Linked DNA regions of Mus musculus: region 1 is linked to region 2. Evidence: chromatin loops called from intact Hi-C (ENCODE). Cell type or tissue: gastrocnemius. All regions are shown on one strand. Each heading gives the region's core, and the rest is flanking DNA. Links, peaks and the distances in the headings are about the cores only.

Region 1 (11,563 bases), core at 4,768-7,267, 230 kb after region 2:
TCTGCATGTGTGCCTGGGTGTTTGCATGTGTCTGCATGTGTGCCTGAGTGTATGCACGTGTCTGCATGTGTGCCTGAGTGTATGCATGTATACCACATGAGTGCATGAGCCCTCAGGTGTCAGAACAGGGCATTAGGTCCTTCAGAGTTGGAGTTACAGGGTGGTTGTGAGCTGCCCCAGGGTTCTGTGAACCAAACTCAGGTCCTCTGTAAGAGCAGTGAGCACTCTTAACTCTCCAGTTAACCCTCCAGCCAAGCCATCTCTCCATCTCTCAGCCACCTTTTTATTTGTTTTTGTTTTATAGGCAGATTTGAAAAGAGAAGGGGGAGGGAAGAGAAGAGAAAAGTATTAATTCACTTATCACATATCATTCCCATTTCGCATGTGAATCAAATGCCTTTGGTATATGAACAGAATTTGCAACCATCCCCCATCAACTTGGGAGCGTTTTCATGGGTACTAGAGAGATGGCTCAACAGGTAAGAGCGTTTGCTGTTCTCACAGAGGAACCGGGTTCTGTTCCCAGCGCCCACATGGTGGTTCACCACCATCTATAACCCCAGTTCTAAGGGATCTGATGATGCCTTTCTGTGACCTCTGTGGCATTAAGCATCCATGTGGTGTACAGACAGACAGACATGGAGCTAAAACACTCACACATTGAGGAAAATGAAAAAAATATAACATATATTTAGTTATTAAAAAGGAATGTGCCCCTTGCCACCCGCCATCTCCCAAGTCCTATCTGTAGATCTTTTTGATCTGGGACGTTCGAGTGTGACAAAGGAATGGCACGGGGTCTGTGTGGTCTTTTGTGTCATTCAGCATCTGCTATCTCCACTCTGGCATGTTAGCTAACGCTGCAGTTTCACCTTGTAACACTCCCTCCCACGCACATACAGAAGGCATTGCTGTTGATATTCAAAACTAAGCCAAATCCCAGTCGGAGTGCAAAATAGACGTCCTGACGGAGTGCCGTCACTTTAGAACCCAGCCATCAGGGTTAGTAAGTGGAAGGACTATGTTCTCACTTTCCATTCCCGGACAAGGGAGTGAAGGAAATTCCCCAAACCCAGCAGGTCAGGCTGGAGAAAGACTGTGTGGGAGTCGTCTATATTCAACCAGTGTTTGAGCCCTACTCTTGCCATTTATGCTGTGTGACCTTGGAAGAGGCATTTAACATCTCTGAGCCTTTGCTGAGTCATGTTTCCCTCTTTATGCCTGATGCAATGACTTACTTACTTACTTTATTTATTTATTTATTTATTTATTTATTTATTGGTGATTCTTTGCTCACATTGGATTCTATAGGAGCTTGGAGAAAATTTAAGATCTGCCAATTCCTGGGCTCTTCCATCTCTGGATATCTGTATTGAGTTAGTTGGAGTTAGGACCCAGGACTGGGTAGTTTTCAAAGCACACCAGGACAGTATGTGCACTGTACACCAGATCCGAGAGGGTGATTATAGGCATTTTGGTCAACATGCTTTAGTCCCCGAGTGGGACTGGAGGCCTGAGAGCTCATAAGGCTACATTAAGGACTAGAGAGGGCTAGGAGGGCCTGGCTCAGCGGCACTCAGGCCTGCCTGCCTGCCTTTTGTCGGGGGGTGGCAGGGGTTGAGGGTGGGGGACTCAGCTGTATGGAATTTAGAACAGGATTCTCTCTGGGCTTGGGAAAATCCACAGAAGGGAAAAGTAGAGAAGCAGCCTCCTTCCTAATCAATAAGCAAACAAGTCGTGGAGTCGCCCAAACAGCCACAGGAATGCTCCGTGGGCTGTAGCCAGTGGCAGTGCCAGAGAGCACCCCTGTATTTAGGCAGTAGGGTGCGGTGGTATTGTCTGCTTGCAGCTAAAAGCCAGGACACCACAGCCCTGACTTGGCATGAAAGCCAAAGGTTTTTTTTTTTTTTCTTTCTTTCTTTTTTTTTAAACCTGTATGTGTCTCCCTTTGTCTGCTGGTGTCAGCTGGGCCAGAAGAGAGGATATCAGATCCCCTGAAACTAGAATTACAGGCAGATGTGAGGTACCTGGGGAGGGTGCTGGGATTTGAACCACATCTTCAGAAGAGAAGTTAAGTGCTCTTAAAAACTGAGCCAGCTCTTCAGGCCCATTTCTGGCCCCACCCTATCCCTATTACAGCAGGTAGGGACAAATTCCCCATCTTCTTGCACCGGATTTCAGTTTCTCTTAAAAGAATTGCCTCCTCACCGGACAGTGCCTCCAGGAACATTGAAACCTGGGTTGTGGACACTGGACTGTCTAAGAGGGGCCTGGAGAGGAAAATGACTTCAAGCTGCTGTTTCTTTTCCTTGGTCTTGACATGAAGGACAAGTAGATGGAGGCGATCTTGGCTCTTTAGATGGAGGAGATCTTAGCTCTTCTGAACTGAAGGAACAGGGGCCATTGCTGGTTGCAAGCCTATGTAGACTTCAATACCTACCAGCTACCGTAACTTCAATTCCAGTACTGTGGTCACATCTGCTGTGTTCTCACCTGGCTCTTCTGTGCAGCACCCAGGCTGTGACAGGCACAAGGAGCTTGGGTGGGTCTTCTGCACTACCCTGTGCCTTGTGGCTTGAGCATGTCTCTGGAAGTCCAGCCTTCCCTGCTATCCTTGATTAAATCAGTCCCACCCACCTTGGTCCCTGTTACCTTCTCTGTCTGATATGTGTTTGTTACCCCAGCTGCCTTGGGTCACAACTCTTGGGAGGAAAGAAACCCACATATTTTTTGAGAAAGAATCCTTACATTCTTGAGGGGGTGAGTGGGGGAAGTGCCCCTTGGCAGAGGTGAGCTGTGGTGTAAAAGAGAGGCAAGACTGGGGCCTGAACCCTTGAATGTGTTTAACCACATTCACCAAGCTGCAAGACTATTAACACGTCTCATGTCTGAGGCTGATGGCAGGTTTTACCCTGTTGATTGTAGTTGGCTCACTGGAGTTACCATGGAGCTTGGAACACATGGCGAGGTAGAACCTGGGCAGATAATCACTGCCCCAATGTCTACAGTCAGCATGAATGACCTTACATCTGGGGGTGGGGGGGCAGTCCTGGGTGATGATGGAGTGTCCTTTGTCCTGTTTACTCTCAGAAGTCAGGGTTAAATGAGCCTGAGTGAATTCTCTCCCTTCTGTGCCTTTGCTGGGCTCTCCTTGCTGCACTCCTCTGGGTGTTATCCCTGGCCTCCTTTGAGATGTTTTTGTTGATGTTGTTTTTTGAGACAGAGTCTCACTAGGAGTCCACTCTAGGCTCCAACTTGCTCTGTAGCCTCTTGATCCTCCTGCCTCCGAGTGTTGGAATTAAAGGGGTATGCCACCACACCTGGCCTCCTGGTCTGAATTAGTGAAGTTAGTGACTTTGTTTTGGACCAGGACATTTAAGAGAAGTTGGGAGAAAATCTGGTAACTTTAATGCAAATAAGTTTCCTGTCCTTGGAATCCCCCCCCCACCCCAGAGTCTCCTTTCAACACAGGCGCACATATCTATGGCATTAGGAACACAGGCTGGGGGTTTGCTTGTGTAGTATGACCTTTCGAGCTCCTGGTCCTTGCAGGAGTGGGGATGGGTGACCTATTAGGGGAAATACAGCTTATTTCAGTTTATGACAAGTGGTGACATAATGTGGAGGTTTTGTTTGTTTTTTTCTTTCTTTCTTTTTCCTTTTGGTTCTTCAAGACAAGGTGTCTCTGTGTAGAACTCTGGAACTCTGTATAAGATCAAGCTGGTCTTGAACCCAGAAATTTGCCTGCCTCTGCCTCCCAAGTGATGGGACTAAAGGCATGCTTTGTAGGAGGGAGGTTCTTGAGTCTGGCTTTAGACTTCTTCCTTTGTTCAAACCTCTTCTGTTAGTATCCTTGTGGTTCTGAGGCCCTTGTCTACGGAATGATCTTTTGCTGGTAGCTGTAGCTACTTCCTGTTAATCTTCACTTAATAGCCAGGTAACCTAGGCGACTCGCCACAGTGTAGACAGAGACCACAGCCTCTTGTCTGTTCCTAGCCATGTGGCTGGGCCACATCCTTTACCTATCTGTGTTTCTGCTATTTCATTTGTGAACAAGAGTTGCTAAATGCCTCCTACTGTATACGCCTGACTAGGTGTATCCAACCCAGGGCTTCTGTACCTAATAAACAGAACATTATAGTTCTTGTCTTCAGCTTTCAAGAGATGGACACAAATAGCGACCTATCTGAGTGAACCCATGTGTCCTTGGCAACAAAGGGTAGCTTGTCCATGCCCTGTTTCTTTCTTTCTTTTTTTTTTTTTCCATTTTTTATTAGGTATTTAGCTCATTTACATTTCCAATGCTATACCAAAAGTCCCCCATACCCACCCACCCCCACCATGCCCTGTTTCTAAAGCTATGGTGACATCTCCTGCGGGAGTGGTTGTTTCACAAGCTTGTAGTCCTTTCTAGTTTTGTGGACACCTATCAAAGGTATCATCAACCTCATACATGAGACATGTTAATATTTTACATCAAAGGAGGGAGTTCCGGCATTGCATTGCCCAATGTCATCTAAGAAAATGACCTGGGGGGAGGTTTTCTGGGTGGTGACATCTGTGAAGACTTTAGAAAGGAATACTGAACCACAAAACAAGAGACTGTCTACTCCTGTCCCCTCATCCTTCAGGTGAAACTTTTTTTTTTTTAAGATTTATTTATTTATTATATGGAAGTACACTGTAGCTATCTTCAGACACACCAGAAGAGGGTATTGGGTCCCATTACAGATGGTTGTGAGCCACCATGTGGTTGCTGGGATTTGAACTCAGGACCCCCGGAAGAGCAATCACTGCTCTTAACCGCTAAGCCATCTCTCCAGCCCAGGGTAAAACTTTTTGTCTTCTGGTCTTCAGAGTTTGAGTCAGAAAATACAGAGGTATTTTTGGGATACACAGTAGCAGTGTAGCTCTGTAACCCTGGAGCTCAGAAGGAAAACTCTGATCATACCTTTGTTACCTTGAGCCAACCACCTGTGTATAAATAAATGGTCCTTTAAGTATAGCTGAACGGAGGTCTCAGAGTTGTCTGTGGAACCTCTCTCGTCAAGGATACTCAGAGAAGAGGTTTGAACAAAGGAGGCAGTCTAAAAAAAGAAACAAAACAAAACAAAAACACCTGTTCTTCATGTCCTGCCTTGTGCATGGTATGAGCAGGGTTCTATTTTCAAACAGTTTCCCAGAGACTGGATCACCTATTAGTTGCTAAAGCGATCAACCATGGTTAGCTGCCCTTGGTGACAGGACCCTGTCCTCGAGCCCCAGCATTTTCTGTGATGTTCAGAGGCTTCTGAGATTCCTTGTCTCTACCCACTCACATTCCAGAGATGGCCACCCTAGTGGAAGAAGAAATGGGATCCTTCAAGTGAGGCTGGCCTTGGCTCGATGGCAATTACTGGAAAAGAATGTAGCGAAGGCTCGCGCTTGCCCGCCCGCCCGCCCACCCACGTGACCAGAGGCTTTCACCAACCCTGCCTTTTATTTGTATTGAATTATGTCCCCAGGGTTTTCTGCTGTTAGCTACTACTTCTGCCAAGCCTGCTAAAAGATGGGGTGCTTACAATGAATATAAAACTTAGGCATACTAAAAAGACATTCTTGGTTTTTTGTCATTTAAAGAATTTATTTTAATTGTAATCAACAAAGAAACAATAATGTCACACACACACACACCCTTCTTGGGTGGGTAGTTTGAGGCAGTCTGATGTTTCTTGGGCTGGCCTCTATCTAATCTGCTATGTAGCCCAGGATGACCTTGAATTTCTGGTCCTCTTTCCACTTTCAAGTGCTAGGATTGAGACCAGCCCTCCCCTGCCCCCTATTGGTAATTTAACTCAAAACTTTACACGTGTTATAGGCAAATGCTTTACTACAGAGCTGTATTTAGGGGGAAAAAAGCCCACCTCAACCCCTCTTCTATCAGTTTTCTCCAGTTATCATTCATGCCCATGATAGAGGTACTAGCACGGGCTAGTCTGTGTATGCAAAGTTTTCGATTGCATTGCCAACAATTGGGGTGGGGCAGGGACAGTCTTGAATAGCAGTGAAGAGCCCTCATTTAGGGGTGAACCAATTAAGCTCTGAACTCAGCAGTGTATAATTTCAGGAAAAGAAAGCCCATGCTGAAGGGGCCTCAGCAAGGCTGGGATGGGGGCAGGGAGAAGTTGCACCACCCCTCCCCAGTAGCTCAGTGGCATATCAGTCCATGGGATATATGTAACAGCAGGAGCATAAAGCTAACCCCATGAGGTTGTCCTCTGACCCCCATATATCCCCTGCCACATACACCCCTGTGCACATATATAGTAAGGGGCTAGAGGATGAAAAGAATTAAGTGGGTAAAAATGCTTGCCGCCCAGCCTGGCAGCCTGAGTTTGATCCCAGGGACCTACATGGAAGGAGAGACTTGATGCCTGCAAGTTGTCATCATCTGACCTACACACACACACACACACACACACACACACAGAGAGAGAGAGAGAGAGAGAGAGAGACAGACCCATACATACAAAAATAAAAGCCTAAGGAAATACAAGGCAAAGACCACCACCAGAGCAAGGACCCTCTATAGAGAGGCAAGGAATGCAATCAAGGAGCAAGAGATCTCAGATTGCCTTCGTCTAAATCCCAGCCTTGCCGATTTCCGCATCTGTAAAAAGAGGATGTGCCAGAGGCGTGGTGGCGCACGCCTTTAATCCCAGCACTCAGAAGGCAGAGGCAGGCAGATCTCTGTGAGTTCGAGACTAGCCTGGTCTACAGAGTGAGTTCCAGGACAGCCAGGGCTACGTACAGAGAAGAGACCCAGTCTGAAAAAGCAAGATATAGAAAGCAAAGCATATATCAACTGTATAAAGTTCTGGGTTTGAACGGTTTAATGTTTGTAAAGTGCTTAAAATGGAGCCTGGAACGATAGTGTTCTGCAAATATTTAAAATGTGGCCAAAGTAGTTGACAAGAGTAATTGAAAGTATTAGTTCAGACTTTCCAATCATGGGATTGCAGGTGTGCACTACCACACCCAGTTTGAGGTTGTGGAGTTTCCTGGTAATAATGGTGATGGTGGTGACTACTGTGGTAGGTTTTCCAATTAAGAGACAGATGCTCAGGGGTCTTAATTCCCATGGGGACCAGTGCATAGCACAGCTGGTTAAGGAAAGGTGTCCCACTGGGTGAGGTTGACTTAGTCCCTTGGCAGCTTTCTTTATTCAGTACCTTCCCCTGGGGAAACATCAATGCACACCCAGCTCCTTGGGCTGATCTTGGTGTTCTCAGAGTTCTGCATAGCTGAGCCCGGTGGAAGACAACTTCTAGAACCTTCCTGGAGCCAGCAAGCCCCTCCAACTTTCCCTTATTTCTCAGCCCAGAGGATCTGGTTTTACAGAAAGATAATGAGCCTTAACCAGCACCTGGAAATTCAGGTCGGGCCTCTCTTGTCATACTTACAAGGTGTCACTTCTCCAAGGGTGAGGCCGAGTCGCCATTAAGAGGTGCCTTGAGCAGGTTAATTGCCTCGCACCAGGTTATTTACCAAGCCTCTCAGCTCTCTTTTGCTACCACCCTTGGCAGGTCCAGTCATGTTCCTGTTGGTTTTTCACTGGCTAGATTTGTGCGGGCTGGAGAAAGGAATCAAGGCCAGCTCCTGTTCCCTGCTTATGTGACAGGCCCCCAAAGATGACTCAGATGCCCCTCCCCCTCACCCCAGTACCTGTGCTGCAGGTTGAGAGGGTTTCTTTAAGAGCACCTTTAAATGTTCCTAATCTGGACTTTAAAAGTGCTAACTGGGAACTAGGGGAGACGGCTGAGCCTGTAAGGTGCTTGCTATGCCCTGAAGAAAGTCTGCCACTCTCAGTGTAGGACTTGTAATCTCAGTATGCACGGGCAGATACCAGATGGAGTCCTGGTGCTTGCTGGCTAGCCAGCCTGTCTTACTTGTTGAGTTCCAGGCCAATGAGAGACTCTAGTCTTACAAAACAAGGTGGATAGCATCGACTGCACAGACAGACAGACAGACTCAGTCTCTCTCTCTTTTCCTACATATCCATTCTTCCCATAAGAAAGGATAGTTGCTTCAAGTTTAGACAGATCCTCCTGTGACTGTTATCTCTCATTTGCCTTTTGCTCCAAAGTGTGTATTTTTGCCAGTCAGACTGGTGGTGCCTGCACCCTCCCTCTTCTTGCTCACTGAAACAACATTCATATCTATTTTCTCTGTCAAGTACAGGGGCTTTTGGCTTCTGAGATGTTTACAAGGGTGACCCCTGGTGGAAGAAATGAGCACTGTAGCACAGGCATCTCCTCCTGGGGCAGAAAGTGTTCCGTCCACCTGAATGTAAGAGGCAGGGGAGTAGGGATTTTCATAAGAGAATGCTTAGGCAAAGTAGAAGTTCCGTTGTGGGGAGTGATGGGCAATTGTTTGAAAGTTTGGAAAGTAAGCTAACTTCTGAGATTTGTTGTGAATTCATTCAAATGTGCCCTCTGAGATTTTTTTCTATTACACTTCTCTTTGTGTATACACACACACATACATACACACACACACACACACACACACACACACCCCTTATGCCCATGAGCACAGAACGTCCCATATGGTATGCCTGAGGAAGTCTGAGGATAGCTCACAAGTCAGTTCTCTTAGCTGGGTAGTGCTAGTACACACCTTTAATCCTAGCACTTGAGGCAGAGGCAGAGGCAGGAGGATCTCTGAGTTCAAGGCCAGTCTGGTCTATAGAGTGAGTTCCAGGATGGTCAGGGCTACACAGAGCCCAGTCTTGAAACCCCACTTCCCAACCCCCCTATACACAGTTAGTTCTCTTATCATTTGAGTGAGTTCTTTCACTGTGGGGTTCCAGGAGTGGAACTCAGGATTGGCTGTAAGCATGCTTGCCTGCTGAGCCATCTAGGTGCCTTGGGTTTATAAGGCAGGGTTTCCTACAGCCTCAGATTTGCTTACCTCTGGAAATGTAACCAGTGTTCCTTGCCCCCATACCTGTTTTGTTTGTGTGTGGTGTATGTGTGTGGGTGGGTCTGATGTTTGCATAAGTGCAGGTACAGATGTGCCATGGAGGGGTATAAAGGTCAGAGGCCAACTTTGGGACTCTTCTGTTCCGTCTTGCTTTGAGGCAGGGTCTCTTGTCTCTGCAGACTTGGCTGCATACACTGAGCTAGCTGGCCCATGAGCTTCTGGGTGAATCTCCCATCTTGCTGCAGGAGCGCCAGGCTTATAGAGGCACATTACCACATCTTGCTCTACCTGAGTTCAGGGGTCCGAACTTTGGTCACCATGCCGCGCTGCAAGCACTCTGACCCGATGAGACATTTCCCGGTCTGGTTTCATATTAAGTATCTCTTTTGCTTTCACTCTGAAAATGAAAGATTTGCTTTATAGACAAGATACTCATTGACGACTAAGTGAAGAAAACCAGCCAACCAATCAAACAAACAAAAAACCACCCAGACTCCAAATGTCAGTTGCCCTGTATTTGGGAAGAATTTAACGATGAGGCCAAGGCTCTCCGGGTAGGGTTGTTCATTGCCAGTTTGTTGAGTTAGTGTATATTTTGTATGATGTGCTAGATGAATCAGGTTCCCTTTCTGGAGAAGAAATGTCCTGTCTGTGATCTGTCCACTTTCCTAATCTCTGTGATCTCCATCCTGTAGTGAGATTTGAAGGATGCACTGGCCGGCCAAGGACAGCCTTCTTTTCGGAAGACTCCCGATTCAAAGTGGCGACAGACGGCACCATCACAGTGAAGCGGCATCTAAAGCTCCACAAGCTGGAGACCAGTTTCCTCGTCCGCGCCCGGGACTCCAGTCATAGGGAGCTGTCTACCAAAGTGACGCTGAAGTCCATGGGGCACCACCATCACCGGCACCACCACCGCGTACGTACTTGGGGGTATTTCTTAGATATGTGTATATTTTTCAGGGAGCTGTCTAATCTGGGGGGCCTCTAGTCTTAGCACTGGGGACTTGTTGGGCGAGATAATTTTATGGGAAGACTCTAGGATGCTACGTGGCATCCCTGATGCCTGGAATACCTGCAGAAGAACCTCCATAAACTCATGACTCTTAGGGTGGGAGTGGCAAAAATACCCCCCATTGAGGACAGTCTTTCGTTCTGACTGAATCCATTCCTATTGGGCTTGGGGTTTGCTGTTGGGTTCTGTGGCTCTGGTAGTATGGGGTGATGAGGAAGATACTGGCCCTGCCTGGATTGTTAGCCCACAGTTGCTTTCTCTCTGACAACAACCCCAGTGACACCAGAGGGGTCGTTTCCCCTGTGCAGACTGAGTGAATTTACACACAGGAGACACCGAGATCATGTACATACACTTGGTATCCACAAGGACCATCTTCTTCCTTTATGAATATGAAAACCTAAATGCTCAATAGGGGTGAGGATATTTGCCTATAGCCAGCATGTCCTGCTGCGAATGCACCTCTACATAAGATAATGCTCAACTCATGACTCTATGCGACAGTCACTGTTGCACCCTTATTAGTAAGTCTGCATATGTTCTGCGCGGACAGAGTTGTTCTCATAGTTATTTTGGTTTGAGCCCAGGTTGGCTTCAAACTCATAGACTCTTGATCTGGGACTGTGGGTGTGTACTAATAGGTTTCATACAGGGTTGGTTCTTCCTCGTTTTTCTCTTTTTTGGACAGGATTTCTTATAGCCACGATGGTGCCCAGCTCACTGTACTGCAGAAGATAACTTCTAATTTTTCATTTCCGGAGTGATAGGGTTGTAAGCTTGTGCCATCACACCTGGGTTTGTGGGGCTCTAGGGATTAAATACATGGGTTCATGCATGCTAGACTTAGTACTCTGCCAACTGAGCTACACCCCCTACTCTAGATACCTTAAAAAAAATCTTGTAGAATCCTTTCTGTCCCCCTTTTTGTTTTATTTAAAGGATGGTTTTGTGTAGCCAAGATTGTCCCCAAACTTGATCTATAGCCCAGGATGACCTTGAACTCCCAATCCTCCAAAGTTTGGGATTACAGGCATGTACTACCATATTTGGCTTTGAAAAGAAATCATTTCTATCTGCTCTTGGTTGACTACCTATGTGAACCTAAGCTATGGAGGGAGGGCTGAGTGGAAGGTTAGAGTCTTATCAAATACTCTCTGTTGGCCTTGCCTTCCTGGAGAGAGAATGAGTGTCTTATTTAGCAAGGAGGGGGAAGGAAGACCAGTAAGTCTTTGTCCCTTTTTAGAGCTGAAGAGACAGCTGTAGGTTTGGCTCCCCAAACCTCCATTAGGTACCATAGAACAGCCAGGACTCAGCTGTAGGAGACACAGGCTCCCTTTCGGGCCTCTGCAGTGCTTACACATGAATGGTGCCTTCAATTCATGCAAACATACACAGAGATGATAAACAGATTGCTTGTTTGTTTTAAGTCTTCTTTGCACTGTCGTTATGTAAGATCCTTCTCCTGATGTTTGCAGTGCTGCTCTTAGGTCCTGCGCAGTCCCGAAAACCCGTACAGTGAAGAGGCAGATACACAGCTTGTGTGTGGTCTAGACTCTGCTTGGGAATGTCCCTGGAGGATGTCAC
Region 2 (11,563 bases), core at 3,487-5,986:
TCCTTGATGGTGGCTCTGAGCCTTGTATGCATCCCTCTTGCCAGACACTTACTGTGCCCATTTTTAAAATTTTTATTTTTTAATTATTTACTTATCTGTTGTGTGCTGAAGACAAAGCTGAGGGCTCTGTACACGCTAGGTGGGCGTTCCTAATGAAGTTTCCCAATGAATCTTGATTATGCCAGTATCTTTACGTACCCTTGAACCCGGCCTTGATTTCTGATCCTCAGACACAGAACACTTGTAGGAAGTAAAGAAGATAAGAAGTGTATTATAAACAGTAAATAATGTCTCCTCCAACCAAGACCCAATGGAAGCACAAAGAAAACACAGACACATGGAGACTGGAGATTTGATTTTGTTCTGAAAAAGAAAAAGAATATTCTTGAAATAAACACAAGAATAAAGTTTATTTTATTAAGTCCCCACCAGCAAAGCAAGACAGACAGAGCTCTCCGGATTCAATTCTTGAACTTCACGCTGTCAAAATAAGCCATTTCTCCCTTTAGTTGCTTCTTGGTCTATGTTCCGCCATAGTTAGAAGTGAGAGGGTAGTAGAGCCAGGCATGGTGGTTCTTTCCTGTCATTCTGACACCTAGATGTCTGAGGCAGGAGGATCTTGAATTCCAGGCCAACCTAGGCTACACAGGACATTCAAGGCTAGCCTGGGTTTCATGGTGTGATGCTGTTCTCAGCAAATTAAAAGCTATGGAAGCTCCCTGGGAGAACACCCACCTAGCGTGTATAGAGCCCTGAGCTTTGTCTTCAGCAACACAACAGATAAGTAAATAATTAAAATATAAAAATTTTAAAATGTGCACAGTAATGGAGATTTGAGGGATGGTGGCTGAAAACCTTATGTACCCTGCCTCACTGGTCACTCTCCCAGATAGCTGAACCCTCAGCCTAGAACAGTTTCCCCATGAATCTTGATTATGCCAGTATCTTTTTGTATCCTTGAACCCCATCCTTGATTTCTGATCCTCAGACACGGAACACTTGTAGGAAGTAAAGGAGATAAGAAGTATATTATAAACAGTAAGTAATGTCTCCTCCAACCAAGACCCAATGGAAGCACAAATAAAACATAGACACATGGAGACTGGAGATTTGATTTTGTTCTGAAAAAAAAATATTCTTGAAATGAACACAAGAATAAAGTTTATTTTATTAAATAAAATTTTAAAGCTGGAATAGAGTCACACACCTTTAATCCCAGCACTCAGGAGGCAGAGGCAGGTAAATCTCTCTGAATTTGAGACAGAACTACATAGAGATCTACACAGAGAGTTCCAAGCCAGCCAGGGCTACATAGAGAAAAAAATTAAATATGATCATATGTATGAAGGTCTATAAATATGACTCATTAAACATAACTATTAAGTACTTTATCTGTGCCCCCTTTGTTGTTTTTTTAAAATGTTTTATGTGAGTGTTTTGCCTGCATGTACATCTATATGTTATGTGTGTACCTGCTGCTTCTGAGGCCCTTAAAAGGGCATTAGATTCCATAGGCTCCGCTGGGACTGGTTGTGAGCCTCCATGATGGGAATCGAACCTGGGTCTTCTGTAAGAACAGCCAATGGACTTAACTGCTGAGCCACCCTCTTTGTCCTCGAAATCTACCCCATGGTGGCTAGAGGTGTACCTCAGTGAGCAGAGAGCTTGTCTAGTGTTCACAAAGCCCCGTGCTCTCTTCCCAGCATCACACACACGCTACCTGTGGAGGTGAATTCCTATCCCCAGCACTCAGGAGGATTAGAAGTTCAAAGCCATCCTCTGCCATGCAATGAATTTGAGACCAGCCTGGGATACATAAGATGCTATCAGCAAAATAAAAAAGAACGCTCCCAGGGCCGCTTTTTCCTTGCCCTTTGATTCTATGTGAGGCATAAAGTCCTTTTATAGCTCTCTTCTTTACCCTAGCACAGCTATGCCCTCAGCTTCTTTCTGCTGCTGGCTTTTACTCCTGCCAGGGTTTCTGTTCGTGTGTGTATGTGTGTGTGTACGCGCAGAGACTGATCCTACAAGATAGTTCCACACCATTCTTTTCCTGAAGATGTGGATTTCTGTTCTTTTCCAAATGTCTCTGGGGAGAGTGAGGGTCTCTGTCCTTATATGAGAGGGAAGGTGTCCTGGCCAGATAAGGACACCTGTATCTGAAGCAGGCACCCCACAACCCCCACTTCCACTATCCAGCTGCTTATTTTGTCCCTTTTCCTGACTAAACCTGTTCAGAGAAGAATTACGATGCCCCTTTGTCTGTGTTACTAAAGGGTTCCAGAACTGCTTGGTCTGGAGGCAAAATAAAACCCATGTTCTAGGCAAGCCGGATGGCTCAATGGGTAAAGGTCCTTGCTGCCAAGCCTGGAGACCTCAACTCAATCCCCAAGACCTACAAGGTAAAAGGGGAGAATCAATTGCCACAAGTTATCCCTTGACCTGTATGGCATGTGTGTGCCCTCACCCACTCACAAACTAACTAAACAAATGTAATAAAATTAAAAATAAAACAAGCAAGTTCCAGGAAGTGGAAGAGGAGGCTGGAGAGAGGAAAGGGCCATAGGTGTGGTGCAAACAAGAGGACCCTGAAGTCAAAGCCAGCCGTGGAAGGAACGCAGGACTCCGGGGATCTCTATCCCCAAAGGGGTGGGGTCTGGGTTTTGTTCTCACTGTGGCCCAGGAGAAGACAGATGGTCTGAGAAGAGAAAGCAGTGCCCAGAGAACATGCATACCAGCAAGTCTATCTCGGATGATTAAATGGCAGTGGATAAATTTAACTAACGTGAGTAATGGGGACATGGAGGGGAAGTGAAGAGACATAGAATATTCTAGCAACATAAGGAAATGAGAGGAAAATGACTTTGCAACAAAATGTCAAACGTCTGTGCCTGGAGGAGATGTAATCTGGCCATTGCAGGCTCAGGGGAGCGGGGGAGTCTGCGGTTATTTCAAGTAAGTTTTAATTCACTTTAATAACAAATGGCTAAATCCCTTCAGACCCATGTCCTGGAACAGAACTGGGAGTCTGAGAGAGCCGTCTTTGTTAAGAGGGGTGGTTTCTTGTTCGTTGTGTTTGTTTGCTTGTTTTTTAAGTTGTGCTTCTATCCAGCCAGCCAGCCAGCCAGCCAACCATTTATTTTTGATTGAGTGAAACTAGCTGGTCCCCTGCCAGTCTACAAGAGATCCGAAACAGCTGAAAAGACAGAGATACCTGAACAGAAAGTATCGATGTAGACCTAACACTTGGTTCATGGGACTGACCTGTGATTGAAGGAAGGCTTGTGGGATGATACCATAAGGGCTTGAACGTCACGCTGGAGGATTGAATGAGTTCACCAGACAGACGACTAAGCCGGGAGCAATCCACACAGAAGGGCTTGCTTGAGACAAGGGTGACAGTACCACGTGCAATACTGGGGTGCTTGTTTTAATCATGGCTGGAAGGGATAACCAGGAAGAGGAGATGGGACGAGAGGAGAGGAAGGCCAGGGAGGAGATTCAGGACCATTAGACCCCTAATGAGAAACATCTCAGGAAGAAAGAGCCTAAAGACATGACCCCCTTCAATCCACCCACTGCCCAACTTAAGCCTCAGCCTTCAAAACGCAACTCAGATAATCACTTCCCCCAGAAGTCTTTCTGCCTGGCTCAAGCTGGAGTGGATTACACTTCTCCTATGCCGTGTCTTCCACCCACTCCTCCACACACACACACACACACTTCTGGGTGCCTTCCTGGATCCTGTCTGTGGGATCTTCTCCCAAAGATGGATAAAGTACTCTGGAAAAGAGCAATAGTTCTCAAGAAGAGGAGAGGAGAGGAGAGGAGAGGAGAGGAGAGGAGAGGAGAGGAGAGGAGAGGAGAGGAGAGGAGAGGAGAGGAGGCAGGGCAGGGAGGGAGGGAGGACAAGGCCTAGTTTAACAATGTGTCCTTTAAGAAAAAAAAATATAGCCGGGCATGGTGCCGCACGCCTTTAATCCCAACACTTGGTTGGCAGAGGCAGGCAGATTTCTGAGTTCGAGGCCAGCCTGGTCTACAAAGTGAGTTCCAGGACAGCCAGAGCTATACAGAGAAACCCTGTCTCGAAAAAACAAAACAAAACAAAACAAAAAATTCCTTTTCTTTGTGAAGCTCAAGATTAAACAAAGAACTTGTACACATTCCAAGATGGAATTCTGGCCCGTTAATTGCCTTTTTTTTTTTTTTTTCAGAGACTGGGTCTTGAAAATGTTAATAAATGAAAACTTGATTCTTGAATCTTTCGGAAATAATGTCTTGACAGCGGAACGTCATGGCAGTGGCCTGCACTGTGTCAGTAAGCACACTGACCTCAGCCCTAGCCATGCACTTCTCTGAAAATGGGGGGCGGGGTGCAGAAGGACATGAGAATCTTCTCTAGGGAAAATCTACTAAGGGGAGGCAGGAAGTCAGGCCAGAGACTCACCTGTCACAAGGAAGAGTTTACAGCACAGGGAGAAGATCATTTGAATCCCACATGTGACATTCAGTGGTTTGGTAAGTTTCTTATATACTGCTTATATTCTCCGAAGCTATTTTCTTACATGTGCAATGCAGATTAGAATATCTATCTTATCCACACACACACACACCCAAAAAAAACAAACAGGGATGGAACCTAGGATATAATGCATGTGCGGCGAGGGTTCTACCACTGAACTATAACCCCAATCAATTCTATTGGTTCTTAAATTCAAGTTAAGATAATGTATGTAAAACGCAAGGCCTGGTTCTGGCAGGAATAAATTTGCCAAAGTACCCGGTATGTTAGATTTTTAGAACAGTAATGTGCCACAGTGACCAGCAGATGGCGATCGATGCCAGCGGTCTGAAGAACGCCTTAGGGTCCAGGCACAGGAGGTGTTTGGTTTTACTGGAGCAAGGTGTGGTGGCTCCTGTAATCCCGGCACTCTCAAAGCTGAAGCAGCAGTATCGCCTGAGCACAGCCTGAGTTATTATGAGTTCAAGCTAGTTTGAACCACGGGGAGGAAGTGAAAGAGTGGGGAGGACTTGCTTCCTTGCACCCCAGCAACCTAGAGTGAACTCAATTCAGCCTCAGACGACGAAAGCTAAAGTTATGCTGACCCAAAGCAGCGTTCAGGAAGTATTCTCTTGATTTGGTGTCTTGGTGAGGGCAGGAAAACAGTCAGGAACTGAGGTTCCCTGTTCACAGGTTTTCGTAACTGAGCCCAGGTACTTTCAATAAGGGCCCATCCATCGCCTCTCACTAATTTTGTTGGATGCTCCTGTGTTACAAAGGCTATCTCAGCTGGAAGGCTGAGCCCACTGCTGATCCAGTGTGCAAGAGAGGGCCAAATGGTCCTGCCTGTTATCCTACAGCGGGTGCGGAGTAAGGCATCTGGCGTTATTAACCGGTTTCTTTGGCTCCCCCAAGCTTGAACAAGGTCACACTGAGTCCAGTATCCACCTCTTAGGCAAAAAAGGGTGGCCTCTTGCCCACCAGGGCACCAGGTGGGAGTGGGGGAGGGCACTACTCGGATACCTGGGGCTCTTCCTCCGTGTCCCAGCACGTTCTGTCTTTTCCATCTCAAAACCCAGGAATCTGAAGCATATGTGGAGGCCGTTGTCAGAGAGACAGCTCTAAGAGGCTAGACGTCTGGTAGTTCTGTGAATGTACAGTTCTGAACTTGCTGAGGACACAAACACTCCTTGATCAGCTTCTTAATTCTTGTGTTTGGCACCAAACAATAACCGCTACCCAGGGACCAGGGCAGAGAGCCACACTTACCCTTGGAGGACCCCGTGGCTAAGAGCATCCTAAGGGTCCCGGCTTTGCAGGTCCACTCCTGGACCATGAGAAAAGAGCATCATGCGCTGTGCCTGTTGATCCAGGGAGTCGCTACTCACAAGCTTATCCCTGCTCTCACTGCCTGCACGAAACAACCACCTGAACAGCCAACCGCAAACCGGAACTAATTACACCTCGACCTCTGGCAAGCCCCAGCCCTTGTGCGGGACAATTTAGAGAGTCAATAAATTCTTCTGAGCTTGGGTTTTCCATTGCATGCCTTACTGCTGTGAATGCGGCTCCTTGCCTACTGAAGGGTCTAGTTGGTCCCTCTCCAATGGCAACTTCAGGCTTTATAAACAATGGTCTTTGAACAAACTGAAGCCCCCCACCCCCCAATCTTGTAGACAATGCGTACAAATAACGTCATAGGGCCAGAGAGACGGCTGGACGGGTAAATGCACTTGCAGAGAAAACCTGAAGGCTTGAATTCAAACGTCGAAAGGTGGAAAAAGACAACCAGCTCCCAAGTGTTGTCCAACTTCCCTCTCCCCAACACACACAGACACACACACACACTGACACAGTCACAGAGATCGTTCTGTCTCTGCACCCACCACCACTCCCCCTGCAAGAATAAAAGGTATGGGCAAATACGTTTTACATACATACATACATACATACATACATACATACATACATACATACGTTTGTTTGTGTTGGGGTCCCTAGGAGATACTCTGGCCCCCATCTGTGAGCTGTGTGGCTGCCAGCGCTGGGGAACGAGCTGTAGTGCCTGGTGCCGAGCCTTACCCTAGCCTGTGTTTTGTGCTTCTTACTGAAAGTTCTGCCTTAGGAATCCTTCTAGGGTCTCTTAAACTTCTGTTTTGTGCGTATCTGTCTGCTACTGTTGTCTAGTGTGGAAAGTATTTGCAGAGTTTCCAAGGGGTTTGTTGTTATTTATACTTTCTCCGCCCCCGCATCCCAGCAAAAATCCACAGAACACTGTGATAAAAAGACAAATAGTAACAGGTGTGGGTAGGAATGTTGAAATCTATATGCTGTTAGTTTAAAAAAAAAAAAGATGGAAGTGATACAGCCTCTTTAGAAAACATTCACAGTTCCTTCAAATGCTAAACATGGTGCTACCAAATCTCTATAATTCAACTTCTCTGTATCTACCCCAGATCAATGAAACTGCACCCCCATAAACGTGTGTACACACATATCCTCTGTAATGTTGCTTTGAAGATAAAAGCATAAAATCTCACAGTGTGAACAACGCAGACGCTACCAACTGATGAATGAATGTGGTACACTCGGGCAATCAGATCTTTCATTCAGCATTAAAAAAGAATGGGATAGAGACTCCTGTGATGTGAATGAACTCAGAACCACTGTAATAACTGAAAGAAGCCAATCATAAAACTTCATATTGCCTGATCTTATGAGATACCCAGAAGAGACAGATTTGTCACAAAGACAGCACAGGTCAGTGGTTGCCCGGGATCGAGAGGAGGTGGGTTAGGACGAGGGGACGGTTATTAATGTACATGATTTTTTTTCTTTTGTGGCTAATTAAAATGTTCAAAGAGGAGACTACAACGATGGTTGTGCAACTCTTTTTATGTACTAAAGTCTATTGAATTATACACTTTAGTCATTCGTGCATGCATTGTTTATTTATTTTGGCTTGTAAGACCAGGTCTCTTGTAGCCCAGGCTGGTCTTGAACCACAGTTTAGGATAACCTTGAACTCCCGATCCTTAGCCACTTGTGTGCTAAGAGAATTGAGAATTGAGTCTACAGAGTGAGTTTCTGGACATCCTGAGCTACACAGAGGGAGAAAGAGGGAGGGGGGAGGGAAAGGGAACGGGATGGGAGGTGGAGGAGAAGGAGAAAAGAAAAGAAGGAGCGGTGAGAATTTCTAGAAGCTCCAACACACACACACACACACACACACACACACACACACACACACACACACACACGACAAAAACTTTGAACCTTTCCAGCAGCTCCAGAAAACACACATACCAAAGAAAAACTTTGAACCTAACCTGCCCGCCTTCTTGTGCTCTTACTGCAGCCCCCCACTAGGAGGCAGGACCTCTGCAGGGCGGGCACGCGAGGATAGCTGGGAATCGTAGTTTCTGCACCCGTGGATGGGCAGGCGCGAGGATCATTGTGCGCAGTCGCACTCGTGGCTCTGCGCCCGCCGCTGTGGCCATTGTCCGACCCTGTTGTTGCAGAGCAGTACTGCCGGGAACAAGAAACTGCAGCGGGCGCTAGAGGGGCGGACCTGAGGTCGCGGATTCCGAAGCCCCGGAGGCAGATTCCGAGTGCAGTGGGTAGGAGGCTGTCCTCCGGGCCTCGCCGACCATCCTGCGGACGGACTGGGCGTGGCCGGAGGAACTGTCCCGAAGCTGTGGGGCCTTTCATTTGGCCTTGGGAAGAGCAGCAGGAGAAGGCGGGGCTCCTCCCCACGTTTCGGCCGAAGTGGCTGCAGAGCTGAAGGGGTGGGGCCTCGGGGTAGCCCGGTGAGTGGATCCTGTCCTCTCTCCTCAGCCCTGGACCATAGCCAGCACACACTGAGGCAGGAATGGCCCCGAGACCTCCGACGGCCAAGCCCCAGGTGAGCCGAGCCTTCCCCCACCGCCCGGAGCATCCCACCCTGAGAGGCCCCCGGAGTCTGTATGGAACAGTTATTGGTATAGGTATAGAGAGTCTTAGTTTGGATCGCTTTGAGTCTCCTCCTCTGGAGAAAACCCCTCCCAAAGTGCCCAGCCCTGGGCAGAGCAGGATTTCTGAAAGGATGGAGTTAAAGAGGAGACTAGGGAAGTGCGATCTTGTGAGAGGAAGTGTTCTGGGGGTGTCAGCACTGAGACTTTATTGCAGTGTGCACTTCTTAGAACTCTTCAGTGAGGAATGGAGGATAGAGGGACAAAATAGAAAAGCCCCCTGCTTCCCATCCAAAGGCCATAAAGAGATAGTAGGGGGGCAGAAGAGACCTATTAGAATAAGAGGCCGGTGAAGGTTGGGCGCTGAGTCGGAGACCACCATTACAGCCAAACCTGGTCAGACAAGCTCCAGCTTTTCTTGCCCCCCCCCCCGCCCCACTCGTTTTATTTTCCTTTCTTTCTTTCCCCATTAACAAATGTATAATAGTGCGCACCCTCCATAGCCCCGGCTTCAGGTTAATTAGTAAGAGACAGATTTATCAACCCACTTTTTAGTTGTAGCAAAAGGGGCATTTTCTGGACATAAGCTCTGAGGCTGTCCGTTTTACTTTGATGAGAACATAATCTGAACTCTCTTTGGAGTTGAAGGTAAGAACTAGGACTATAGCTCAGTGGTAGATCACTTGCCTAGTATGTGTGAGGTCCTAGGTTCAATTCCCAGCACCTCCTGGAAAATGATAAGGATGGGCTGGAGAGATGGCGCTCCAGTTAAGAGCACACACTGTAAGCTTTTACACGCTGCTCTTGCAGAATTAGTTTCGTTCCTAGTACTCACGGCAGGAAGTACACATCCACCTTGTAATACAGGTTAAAGGGGACCTGATGGCTCTGGCTTCTTGGATACCTGCTCTCACAGGAACAAAATTGTTAGAAACGGGGGAAAAAAATCTCAGCTCAAGGCATTGAGGAAGAAAGGATCGCACAGAGTTGAAAGAAGCCTAGCAGGGCTCTGAACTCTTGTAAAAATGGTCCAACTGAACCAAAACTGAGCTAAAAACCACAGTTTGCCAGGGTGACTTCCGTCTTTTCTCCCTCACAGAGGTGGTGACTGAAACTCATCCCGTTAATTGAAGCTTGATCCTATAATCTGACACGATTGGCTAATTGTTGCAAAGGGGAAGGCTTGGGGAATATAATATGGGCCTTTATAAGGCTATTTTCGTGAGGGGAAAAAGGGTTTGCACAATACCCACAGAGAGACCCATAATATAACAAAATACTTTTAACAGTAAGCTACAAGTTGTAGTTGCTACAGGTATCATATAATCAAGTTCAATCTAGATAAAAATACTAACAGTATCTTTTAAGGTCAGTTTATAGAGTCCAAAAATGTAGCACAGTCAGTTGCTATGTATATCATATAATCAAGTTCAATCTAGTTAAAAATACTAACAGTGTCTTTTAAGGTCAGTTTATAGGGTCCAAAAATGTAGGGCAGTCAGTAGAGTCGCTGCCTAGAGTGCAGGGAACCCTGGGTTTACATCCCTTCATGAACTGCACACAGCCTGGGGAGAACTAGAGAAGTCACCCTTGGGAAAGAACATTGATCGAGGTCTAGAACAGTGGCTAGGAGTATTTTCTGTAGAGCTGAGGGAAGGCCATGCACTGTGGTGAGGATGTGCAAAGCAAAAGGATGCAAAAGAGAGACAAGTTAATAAGGCAAGGAGTCCATGTGACAGGAACCGAACTGCCGCCTTCTGCCTTTTGTGGATCAGCAAGTTGCTGCCTGGTTGTGTTGTTTGCAAAGACCCACACAGGTGATGATGATGGTGATGGTGGTGATGATGATGATGATGATGTTCTAGATTATTTTAGACCTCTACCTCCTGCTATTCTTTCCAGGCAACTGAATCACCTTCTCTTTAAACTTTGCTTCCTATCCTATGCCCTGTGCTTCTGTCTAATGGGAAAAAAAAAATCAAATTGTAGAGCTAGAGATGGCCTCAGCTGATACAATGCTTACCTAGCATGAGCCAAGCCCTGGCTTCCCTCCCAGTGCCACAGACACCAGATGTTGTGGTGCGCGCCTGTAATCCTGCTGTTGGGAAGTAGAACCAGAAAGATCGGAGGTTCAACCTCGACCACATAGTGTGCTGGAGATCAGCCTGGGATACACGAGAACCTGTCTTAATAATTATAAATGGGGCTAGAGAGATGGCTCAGCAGTTAAGAGCACTGACTGCTCTTCTGAAGGACCTAAGTTCAAATCCCAGCTACCATGTGGTGGCTCACAACCATCCGTAATAAAATCTGATGCCCTCTTCTGGGGTGTCTGAAGACACTACAGTGTATTTACATATAAGAAAGAAAGGAAGGAAGGAAGGAAAGGGAAAGGGAAAAGAGGGAAAAAGGGAAAAGGGAAAGGAAAAGGAAAGAGAAAAGGTTGAGAGTACTGACTGCTCTTGCAGAAGACCCAGGTCCATTTTCCAAAACCCACAGAGTGGCTCACAACTGCCTGTAACACAGCTCCAGGGGATCTGATGTGTTCTCCTGACCCTCATGGGTTCCCGCATGAACACAACGCACACACATACCCTCAGATACACACACATAAATGAATGAGCAGATATTTTTAAACATTAGTGAATACATAAAAAGCAATTTGTAGATCAATGTGTGTAATGGTTCATAAAGCATGCGTGTAGAACGTGTGTAAAACATGGACAGGGAGCTCCTAGGTATGTACACCAACGGTTGGGAATGATTATTGGGAGAATATATGGGGATAGGAAGGCTTGGTGATGGTGGTGTTCGCCTTTAGTCTCAGCACTCGGGAGGCAGAGGTAGCTGGAGTTCTGTGAGTTTGGAGCCAGCCTGGTTCAAGAGCGAGTTCTAGGATGGCTAAGGCTGTAACGGTGAAAGAGAACGGGAGCTGTGATCTGTGCAGGACAGTGTAGGCCTGTGGTCCCAGCCCACAAAGGCAAAGCACTAGGGATCCACAGTCACCTTCAACCACCTATTGAATCCGAGGCCAGCCCAGGCTACATTCGACAGAATCGTACACGCAGGGCTGTGGGATAGACTTCCCCTTTGACTTTTCCGTCAGGCAAAC

Evidence for each region. Hi-C counts contacts between places; a loop is a spot of excess contacts. Peaks named below come from ENCODE experiments on the same cell type or tissue, not always from the same donor. Only the 100,000 strongest peaks of a DNase experiment are listed, where the experiment ranks them.
Region 1: it touches region 2 in a loop (3-fold over the local background); 17 of 42 quality-filtered maps call a loop at or near these places.

Annotation. Positions count from the first base shown.
Region 1 is chr8:106,639,342-106,650,904 of GRCm38, forward strand. It overlaps Cdh1 (cadherin 1), which reads left to right. Exons shown (of 16, transcript NM_009864.3): 3 at 9,660-9,883. Among named protein-coding and RNA genes, the nearest start is that of Tango6, 38 kb to the right of the region's middle. In gastrocnemius, for the core only: a CTCF peak has its summit at 5,795 (motif pointing left); no DNase peak of the experiment used is centred there; H3K27ac peaks cover 486 bases.
Region 2 is chr8:106,407,366-106,418,928 of GRCm38, forward strand. Zfp90 (zinc finger protein 90) reads left to right here and starts at 7,962. Exons shown (of 4, transcript NM_011764.4): 1 at 7,962-8,405. The coding sequence starts at 8,373. In gastrocnemius, for the core only: a CTCF peak has its summit at 4,822 (motif pointing right); a DNase peak (open chromatin) is centred at 4,848; H3K4me3 peaks cover 250 bases.